Regions from separate parts of the Homo sapiens genome. Here region 2 is linked to region 1. The links are chromatin loops, found by intact Hi-C in ENCODE. Cell type or tissue: transverse colon. All regions are shown on one strand. Each heading gives the region's core, and the rest is flanking DNA. Links, peaks and the distances in the headings are about the cores only. Region 1 has its middle 7.7 kb from the start of CLCA1. Region 2 holds the start of LOC105378826 (a long non-coding RNA gene).

Region 1 (5,386 bases), core at 252-5,251:
TTCTTCTGGATTTTATATGTATATAATTATGTCATTTGTGAGTAATTACATATTGATTCTTCCTTTCCAATATTTTTGTTTCCTTCTCTTATTGGACTAGCTAGGACCTTGAGTACAATATTGAATAGTGAAAATAATGGATATCTTTTTTCTTGTTCCCAATCTCAGGGAGAAAAACATTCTAAAGAATTCTATATTTTACCATTAAGTATGCTGTTACCTAGAGATATTTTGTAGATACCTTTATCAGATTAAGAAAGTCTCTTTGGGCCAGGTGCAGTAGCTCACACCTGCAATCCCAGAACTTTGAGAGGCCAAGGCAGGAGGACTGCTTGAGTTTGAGACCAGACTGGGCAACATGGTGAAATACCACCTTTGCAAAAAATACAAAAGTTAGCCAGTTGTGGTGCCATGTCCTGTAGTCCCAGCTACTTGGGAGGCCGAGGTGGGAGGATTGCTTAAGCCCAGGAGAGCCACTGTACTCCTGCAATCCTGCCTCTCACTCTCACTTTGAACAGAGTGAGACCTTGAGACCCTGTCTTTAAAAAAACAACAAAAAAAAGTCTTTTTCTATTCCTAGTTTTTTGAGAGGTGTTTTTTTGTTGTAGTTAAATCATGAATAGGTGTTGAATCTTATCAAATGCTCTTTATATATCTATTAAGATGAGTATATAATTTTTCTTCTTTGTTCTGATAATGTAATGAGTTACAATGATTGATTCTTCAATGTTAAATCACTCTTACATTCCTAGAGTAAATCTTAGTTGATCATGATGTAGTGTCCTTTTCAATTTGCTAATATGTTGCTTAGGATTTTTGCATATTTGTTCATAAGACTGGTGTGTACTTTTCCATTCCTGTAGTGTCCTTGCCAAGTATCAGTATCAAGGATATTCTGAGGCTGGGCGTGGTGACTCTCACCTGTAATGTCAGTACTTTGGGAGGCTGAGGCAGGCAGATGACTTGGGGTCAAGAGTTTAAGACCTGCCGGGCCAACATGGTGAAACCCTATCTCTACAAAAAAATACTAAAATTAGCTGGACATGGTGGTGCAGACCTGTAGTCCCAGCTACTCAGGAGGCTGAGGCAGGAGAATTGCTTGAAACTGGGAGGTGGATGTTGCAGTGAGCCGAGATCACACCACCTGCACTCTAGCATGGGTGACAGAGTGAGACCTTGTCTCAAAATACACACACACACACACACACACGAAAATTAGAAAATATTTGGAACTAAATGATAATTAAAATATGGCCTATCAAAATTTATATGACAAAGCTAAAGCAATAGTCAGGAGGAAATTTAAGAAACTAAGAAATAGTCTTATAAAAACAGTTTCAGAGTGTATACAGACAGAATATAAATATGCTTTTTTTTTTTTTTTTTTTTTTTTGAGACAGTGTCTTGCTTTGTCACCCAGGCTGAAGTGTGCTGACACAATCTCTGCTCACTTCAACCTCCACCTCCGGGTTTCAAGTGATTCTTGTGCCTCAACCTACTAAGTAGCTGAGATTACAGGCCCATGCCTCCACGCCCGATAAATTTTTGATTTTTTGGAGAGATGGGGTTTTGCCATGTTGGCCAGGCTGGTCTTGAACTACCTGCCTCAAGTGATTTGCCTGCCTCAGCCTCCCAAAGTGGTGGGATTACAAACTGTTTTCTAATTTTCATTGTGAGTTCTTTCTTCACATATGAGTTATGTGGAAATATGTTGCTTAATTTCCAGACATTTGGGGATTCTCTAGTTGATTTATTTTTGATTTCTAATTTAATTTCCCTGTAGTATTAATATGTACTAATATAAATATTATATATATATATACATATATATATACACTAATATATTATATTCCTCTTTCCCCTGTCTCATAATCTGTTTTGCCAGGATGGTAGACAAGCTTCTGAACTCTGTTAGAGGGTGGGCAATCACTCTGTGATTCTCTCCATGTGCACATTATAAATTTGTATGCCATTTCTCCAACTAATCTGCCTTTTGTGAGTTGACTTTTCAGCCAAGCTTCAGAGGGCAATGGGGGTGTTTTGAGAGAGAAGGAAGACACCAGTCAAGCAGGCAGTTAGGGTGGGTCTTTGGTTGAATCCTTTCAAACAAAAGAACAACCGGCAGACATAGATAAGGGAGCCTGCACAGAGGGGCTTATCTAAGACATGCCCACAACCGCACAGATAAAAAAGGCTACACAGGTGACTTACCCAGACATGCCTGCAATGGAAAATTCTGTCCACTAACACATGTGCAGTAAGAGGAAAAAGCAATATGGAGTAACTCAAGCTAAGGGCCCACATGCACACTAGGAGGACAGAGCGGAGCTACCAGAAATTCATGCCTTGTGCAAATGAGACATCCAGCCCTCATTGGTTTCTTATAAAAGCCTGTGCTTTCAACAATGGCAATCTTCTTCTGGGGTCCCTCACCACGGTCCCCTCTCCACCTTTTATCTTCTTCATTTTCTTGCTTCTTCTTTCCTACGTTGGTGTGAAGTAAGATCATGCCAATTTAAAACATACTCCTTTTAGATGTTTGTTCTTTTATATTGCTTTTGCTACACAGAGCTAGGGAAATAGAAAGTAATTGGCCACTGTACTGGATAGCTTCCTCCTTCCTGGGTCCTTGAGGCAACAGTTGTCAGAAAGCAGCTTTTTGATAAGACTCAGCAGCTTGTAGCTGAGAGGGACTGGGAAATAAAGTGGCCACCATCTGGGTCACTCTCCACCCATTTCAGGAACCATCTTGCTGATAAGAGCTACTCATTCTAAGGGCAGGAGGGACGTTTGGACCAAGGCATGGCTTTTGATCTTTGGGAGCAAGCTCTAATCACCTCCATGCCTGTGTGTCTATGTCTTTGTGTGTTTCTCTATCACTGTGTACTCTGTGATGTGTCCCTTTCATACCTTATTTCACCTCTCTTTTTTGTGCCAGGTCTGTGCATTAAACTTCCTATAATATATACACAAGAAATTGGATTTTTCTTTCTTTCAGAGCCTGCTACTCATCTGACTTCCCTCTGCCTCTACTTCCTGTTTCCCTGCATTTTGCATTTGCAGATCTTAACACATAATGCAGCATCCACCCAACTTTATATACATTCCATCTTTATTTTTCATGAGTTGGATTTTCTACCAGTCTTACACATCCAATCCTCCATTATAGATCATCTTAATTTTGTTTTAAATGTATTCTTTCTTCTCTTTCATCTTATCAGCTTTATTTAGATCTGGTTCACACTCTTGTCCCGTTTTTCCCTTCAGTAAGGCCACTTTTTCTTTTCTTTATGTATCAAATATCCTTGCCTCTTTCTCTTCCTCCTTAGAAAGCAAGGTTTCTCACCCTCAACATTATTGACATTTTTGGCTGAATAATTCTTTGTTGTAGGGGTATTAGAGTAGGTAGCTAGGCAGACATGAGTAGGACTGGAGACAGACCCCCCACCCTCCACCAGGAATGTCAGGCAGCCACCAGGTGATAGTCAGGCAGTTGTTAAACTGTCTCTCTAAAATAATAACTGGTTGCAGCCAGCACCAGGAGAAGGTAGTTTCCCAACAGATAGAAAACACCTGAAGCTGGTGATTAGCAGCTTCCCAGTAAGATCTCAGGAATTGGGCAGGTGGGCTCAAGCATGTGCACTAAGAGGCAAAATGGTGGAGTTTAACTGGTATATGACCTTCCTCTAGCAACACTCGACTGGTAAGGAAAAAAATGCCTAAAATGAACATGCACACAACTTTAGTAAACATACTGTGCATGCTCCCCTCCCAAGTGCTGGCAGGCCACTGCGAATGCAGACAGCCTGTCCCAAGAAAAGAAATCAAGGGAGGAGAGATGCAAACCCCGGAACCATGCCAATGTATAAAACCCTAAGTCAAAGGTCAAACAGGGCACTTGTATCTCTCAAGTTGCCCCCTTGGCCCTCTTTTTGTTCCTACTCTAAAGCTTTTTAATAAAATCTTACTCCCGCTCAAAAACTTGCCTGAGTCTCTCACTCTGCCTTATGCCCCTCGGTCAAATTCTTTCCTTCAAGGGGGCAAGAATTGAGTTGCCGCAGACCCATGTTGATTAACCGCTGCTAGCAGGGGCTGTCCTGTGCATTGTAGGATGTTTAGCATATTTTTATTTTAGATATTTTTATTTTATGTATTATTTTTGAGACAGGGTCTCACTCGGTCATCCTGGCTGAGTACAGTAGCACGAGCATAGCTCACTGCAGCTTTGACCTGCTAGGCTCAAGTGATTCTCCTGCCTCAGCATCCCATGTAGTTGGGACTCCAGGCATGTGCCACAACACCTGTCTAATTTTTTTGATTTTTTGTAGAGATGGGATCGCATTTTGTTGCCCTAGCAGGCCTCTAATTCCTGGGCTCAAGCAATCCTCCCACCTAGGCCTCCCAAAGTGCTAGGATTATAGGTGTGAGCCACCATACCTGTCCTCAATTCTCTATTTTTAATGGGTGCTAAAAGAGTTACAATATGTGTTCTTAATTTATCCCACTCTACTCTGAATTAATATTATACCACTTTATGTATAATTAGAGTACCCTTTGATATTATAATTCCATTTGTCACCTTTATGTTCATTCTGCGCTTATTATCTTATATCTTACTTCTTGTTATTAATACCACAATATATTGTTTTTATTTCTGTTATAGTTAATTGTTTTTTAAAGGAATTGGGTAAAGCAAACCAACAGCATAGATACTTACGTACCTATTTATAATCTCTTTATTTTCTTTCTTTTTTTTTTCAGATGGAATCTCACTCTGTCTCCCAGGCTAGAGTGCAGTGGTGCTATCTCAGCTCACTGCAACCTCCGCCTCCCAGGTTCAAGTGATTCTTCTACCTCAGCCTTCTGAGTAGCTGGGATTACAGGCACCCGCCACCATGCCCAGCTATTTTTGTATTTTTAGTAGAAACAGGTTTTCACCATGTTGGCCAGCCTGGTCTCGAACTCCTGACCTCAGGTGATCCACCCACCTAGGCCTCCCAAAGTGCCAGGATTATAGGCATGAGCCACCGTGCCCAGCCTATAATTTCTAAAAACCCTTCAATGCTATAGATCTATATTTCCATCAGGCATCATTTTCCTTCAGCCTAAAGAAATTTCTTTGGTATTTCTTGCTGGCAAAAATTAGCTTCTACTTATCTACATTTTGAAAGACATTTTTGCTTGAAATCATTCTATGTTGACAGATTTTCTTTTAGCACTTTAAAATGCTATTTTATTGTCTTGTGGCCTCAGTTGTTTCTGATGAGTAGTCAGTCATCATTCCTATGATATGCCTAGGTGTTTTCTTTGTATAGATCCTATTTTAGGCTCACTTGAACATCTGAGATCTGTGGATTGATAGTTTAAATCAAATTTGGGTTTTTTT
Region 2 (5,386 bases), core at 117-5,116, 59 kb before region 1:
GTCGCTGCTAACTCACTGCACTCCTTGTCGATCAGCGAAAGGCCTTGATTCCTACTTACAAAGAATATAGAAGCTCCTAGACATGAACTCCATTAAATGCTTGCCTTCATGACTATTTCCTTAATCACCAGAGAACACTGCTCATTACGTTTGTAAAGGGTAATGTCTGTGCACTTGTGCTCTTTATCTTCCATTCTCTCTAAATACCTTGATGTTCTATTTGTCTCCTCTCTTTTTTATGTCCTCTTCTCTACTGGTTTCCTACTCCTCTCCCTGGCCCTCACCACCCACCAACATAGAAAAATGATACAAACCTTTCTTAGAAGGTTAAAGAAAGTGCAGTAACTTGGATATATTGTTACATCTGAAGAACAATTTGAAATACTTGTATTGCTAGATCTCTCTGTAATATTTTAGGTTGTTGCTGATCATCCCTATTTGTTGAAACTGCTCCCTTTGTTGGTTTTCATGATGCACTTCTGATTACATTTGCAAAACTCTGGCCATTCCTTTTCAGTCTAGCTCACAATGCCTCTTCTCGTATCCACTCCTTAAATGTTGGCTTTTCTCAGAGTTCATTCTTGGCTGCCTTCTTTTCAGCATCTGTGTCCCAGTTGGTGATCTTCCCTCCCACACGTGGCTTCAGTTATCCTCTGTATGCTGACGATGACCAACTACACATCCAGCTCAGACTTCTGAACAGCAGCACTAGGTGCAAGAAGTGGTAGAATAAATTTTCAAAGTGTTTAAAGAAAAAAATTAAACAGTGTTTTTAATTATCACTTACATATTTTCATGAAGTGGATACTAAGACTCAGACCACCTAACACACATGTTAAAAGCACTGTTGGAGGAAATTATCCGGTTAGAAGCAAATAAGATATAGGAAATAAATATCAGTAAATAATTTAGTAAAATTTCTTGTCTAAACAAGTAATGAATGACAACAAAAGTCTATCAATGTTTAAACTTAGAAAACAACAACATGAGTCAGGTTGGTGTTGGAGTCCAGAGAGACCAAAGAGCTTACTAAGGCATTTCTGTTGAAAGTGAAGGGGATAAGGAAAATATAGCTACTGACAAGCTTTAGAATTCTATTACTGTAGGAAATAAATCAGTGAATACTAAATATAAGAACAGAAGTTGAGAAAAATACCAGAAGACTAAAATCATGTGTAATTTTCAAACCAGCAGAGTAAAACTCAGTCTATCCAATAGATGTTAGGAAAGGAGGGAAACAGAAGAAACAAAAAGGAAATACAGAAAATGGAAGAGATAAATGCAAGAAATAAATAATAAACGTTTGTGAATTAAACTCACTTTTAGTAAGAGAGAGACTCTCAGTATAGATTTTTAAATGATGCAATAGTATAAGGTTCATAGAGAAATACTTAAAATGATAATGTAACAATTCCCAAATTACCTACGTGTAAAAGAAAATGTATGAAAGGATATTTGTAACAGGTAAAGAAAAAGAAAAAAACAGTTGACCCTAGAATATTTTATTCTGCCTCATTATAACTTTGCTCAATAGTTCACTAGCTCAAAGATTGCCAACTCTGTTCTACAGAACTCTTTGTCTCTATCTTGATTGCTCTCAATATGTCCTGCAACACAGTCTAAGTAAAAACATGATTCACACCTGTTGCTGCTTTTCACAATCGTTATCTATTGCCTATAGGATAGAAGTCCAAGATCACTGTCATGTTTTTCAAAGCCTTTCTTGATTTATGTTGGCTACTTCCCTATTACCTCTGTACCCTTGACCCTCCTGTTATCTCCTCTTCATGCTTTGGGATGAAACATATGCACTTCTCTAAATAAAGCACTGTAGTTCTCATTTATGTACCTTTGCCTATTTGGATCTTTCTGGCTGGAATTTCCTTCTTCCTTGTTTATCCATCAAGACTTTGAGGAGGTACCACCCTCTCCATGATACTGTCTCCTTTATACTCCTATATTTATATGACATTATATTACATCACATTACATTACTTTGTTGCTTTATCCGTATCCCCTACTAAATTGTAAACTACTGGAAAACAGGGATCACGTGGTCCCAGCCTCCAGCACAGTGCCTGCCATGTGGTACAGATTGTTCTCCATGAATAGATGAATCCAAGACAACAAATACTATGTCTCAGGTGCTAGACAGTGTTAGACTCAGACCAAGAGGTAAGAAACAAAAATTTAGGAAATAGGTTCTGCATACAAAGGTTACAGTAAATGATTTAGTTAGCTCAAAAAGGAAATTAACGTAAACAAGTTATTTTCTGAAATTTAATTGTACTGTATGAGTATTATACTTAGGCAGCACTCTGATGGTGGCATGTGAAAGAAAACCAACTCAAATAAGTTAGTTAAATGTACGGTATTTGTAGAAAATATTGGGCTTGTCTCAAATAGCATTGTAAAGGTGAGGCTGCTCCTACAGCTCAGGTTCAAAGGGAACCGGGAAAACTGGGGACATGAATGTAGCCAGCGTTCTGACTGTCTCTTGGTCTACTGGCCTCACCTCTTATATCAGCTTCCCTCTTTCAGCGGGAAAAATGGGCAGAGAGGAGCCCCGAGCCTTACAACACATAGTTTTTTTGTCAGAGACATTGATCTTCTTCACTGGTTCCTGTTGAATAAGTCTTGGAGAAGAGCTCTGATAACGTCTTCTGAGTCAGTTACCCACCCAGGGTGAATCGGTGATAGCTAGAAGGGAAGAGGCAGATAGCCAAAGGTATGAGAAGTGGAGCAGTCTCAATTCTTGACATGCAAAATGAGGTCCTCCAGCATCATCTGGAGCTTATTAGACATAAAGAATCTTGGGCTCCTGAACTTACTGAACCAAAATCTGCATTTTAACTAGCTCCCAAGTGATTCATGTACACACTCAAGTTTAAGAGGCATAGAACACATTAACCAGGAATGACAGTTCTCTATTTTTTCTGAGACTGGGAAAATTAGTACTGGTTTTAAGTTGTAGCAAGAGGTGTTTCAAGGAAATGTTTGCGAGATAATCTTGTGTTTAAAACAGAATACAACAGTATCTTGAAAAGTTTTGGAATTTTCTTTTGGTAGAAATTTTAGAGAAATATTCACTATTTTTCTCTGGAATAGTTTGTCATATATGCAAAGAAATAGACATTCAAACTTACTTTACTCTCCCATCATTTCTATAATAAATTTTATCTATTTTTTTTTAAACAAATTCACCCCAGAGACTAAATACTGGCACCTGGAAATACCTATTTCCATACCAGTGACTTATTTCCTCTTTGGGCCTCACACTAATTACGTTTTCTCCACATGATATTGAGACTCCGTCTCAAAAAAAAAAAAAAAAAAAAAAGGAAATAATTAAATAAATAAAAAATGAAATAAAGTTAGTAACAGGTTTCTTAAATTTACCAATCCTTTTTTCTAGCTTATTCCAGGTGAAGTCTAGAAAATGCTTTTTGACAGTAAAGAATTTGTTCTTTGGTTGAGTGGAGCAAAAAACATTTTCAAGAATCAACCATTCTTTTTATCTTCTCTGCATATCAGAGCTTTAAAAAATCAGATTATGTCTTTGCTATTAGTCAAAATGAAGGTTGATTACAACATATTTCCAAAGGATTAAAGGACAGTTCCAAAGAATATTGACTTTTTACACAGAATTGTTTATGTCACTTATTGTTGATGAATTAAATTAAAATACGATAGATATTTTTTCTATAGTAGCTTTTTTGTGGTTAATGGTTTAAATCATTTCAGGTGGTGATTTTTTTTTTTCTTTTCAAACAGAGAACGAGCTGGGTAAGGTGGCTTACACTTGTAGTCACAGCATTTTGGGAAGCTGAGGTGGGAGAATCACTTGAGGCCAGGAGTTTGAGACCAGCCTGGGGCAACATAGCAAGATCCCTGTCTCTGTTATTTAAAAAAAAAAAAGATAGAAAAGTGGTAAGAATTTAAAGCATCTAAAGCCACTTTTGGGATTCTGATTCAAAGTCTCACTAGGTTCTCAAACCATCTAGCCCACAGTGACAAAGATTAGCAAGATGTCAGTTCTCCTGATTTAAGAATCTATTCAGCAGTAAAACAGAACAACAAAACAAAAAACTCCAACTAACTAGACAACTATGTTATGTTAAATTAGCAAATTTGATTGACACACATTATCCAATGTTAAAACAGAAAAACAAAACAGACAAGCAAGCTAGGCCATTTAACTACATACTTTAAGTTAGTAAATTTGATGGACGCACAGTCATAAAAATTCCAAAGTCAATAGCTATGTTGAGAATAGTCCCTTGTAATAGTTCTTCCCTGAATCCATAGGAATTTCCCCTTATTTCCTGGTTAGTGGAAATATAGATAAGGAAGGCACACAGGACATTGAATTAAATACAAAATATTTCCTGCATATGGGACCTTGACTACACAATAAAAAATTAGATCTATAATGAAAGCATTTAAAATTCCTTTCTGAAAAGTAAAATGCAAGAAAAAAATGGCTAATGTTAGATGTTCATCAGATAAACTAAAATGTTCCTGAAGTTACTTGTACTATTACTCTAGAAATATTTACGGATTATCTTGTCTGGGTCAATTGCTTTAGTTCTACCTGCCTGCAAATAGAGCTCACTAACACAGTATGACCTTACTCAACTTGTTGAACCACTCTTTGCCTCAGCTTCCTGATTTGTAAATATGGATAATAATGTTATTGACCTAGGGTTTCTGTGAAGAAAAATGAGATAATATAGCAGAAGCTCTTAGAGTAGTGCTTGACACATGGAAAGTGCTTAGTAAATATTAGCAGTTCTTAGTATTATTACTAAGCTATGATAAGTATTTTGTTATTCTAATTTTGTTATTATTATTCTTGGTTTTAATAAGTATTCTGTTACTGCTATAAGGAAAGTAGTTTTCCACTTCTTTCTTCATCCAGCAAATAATGTCTTGTGAATAGCATTAATATAATTGCAATTGTGTTTCTGGAGTGAGCCTGCCAATGAATTAACCTGAAAATGCTTCTTGGCTATAGGGACTAAAGCTGTTGAACATCTGAGGCTTGTACAGTGTTGGCTCAGTTCATGCAACTAAGCTTCTTTCAAGAGGAAATATAATAAACTGATGAAAGAGATTGGCTTCCAGAGTCAGACTAACTGTGATTTACATACTGCTTAAGTCACTTACCAAGTGAGGTTGCAGGCAGATCATTTAGCTCTCAGTCTTAGTTGTCCATCTACACAGCCTTTTGATAAGACATTTCTTCCCCTTAGTGGACCCAGGGTGAGTTTCAAGGGCATGAGAGACCTGTGTAGTCACTTATGGCCCTGCACTCAAGGGGTCCTGTGCTTGGTTTAATCCTCTGCTTCAGTTGTCTTAAAATTCTTAATAATTTTATCTTTGA

What was found. Peaks named below come from ENCODE experiments on the same cell type or tissue, not always from the same donor. Only the 100,000 strongest peaks of a DNase experiment are listed, where the experiment ranks them.
Region 2: it touches region 1 in a loop (1.9-fold over the local background); 1 of 110 quality-filtered maps calls a loop at or near these places.

Annotation. Positions count from the first base shown.
Region 1 is chr1:86,458,518-86,463,903 of GRCh38, reverse strand. No RefSeq gene overlaps it. Among named protein-coding and RNA genes, the nearest start is that of CLCA1, 7.7 kb to the left of the region's middle. In transverse colon, for the core only: no CTCF peak of the experiment used is centred there; a DNase peak (open chromatin) is centred at 2,713; H3K27ac peaks cover 1,260 bases.
Region 2 is chr1:86,517,669-86,523,054 of GRCh38, reverse strand. The region is part of intron 1 of LOC124904210 (a long non-coding RNA gene); the gene reads left to right. LOC105378826 (a long non-coding RNA gene) reads right to left here and starts at 2,692. Exons shown (of 3, transcript XR_947556.2): 1 at 2,516-2,692; 2 at 315-708. In transverse colon, for the core only: no CTCF peak of the experiment used is centred there; a DNase peak (open chromatin) is centred at 2,058; H3K27ac peaks cover 2,434 bases.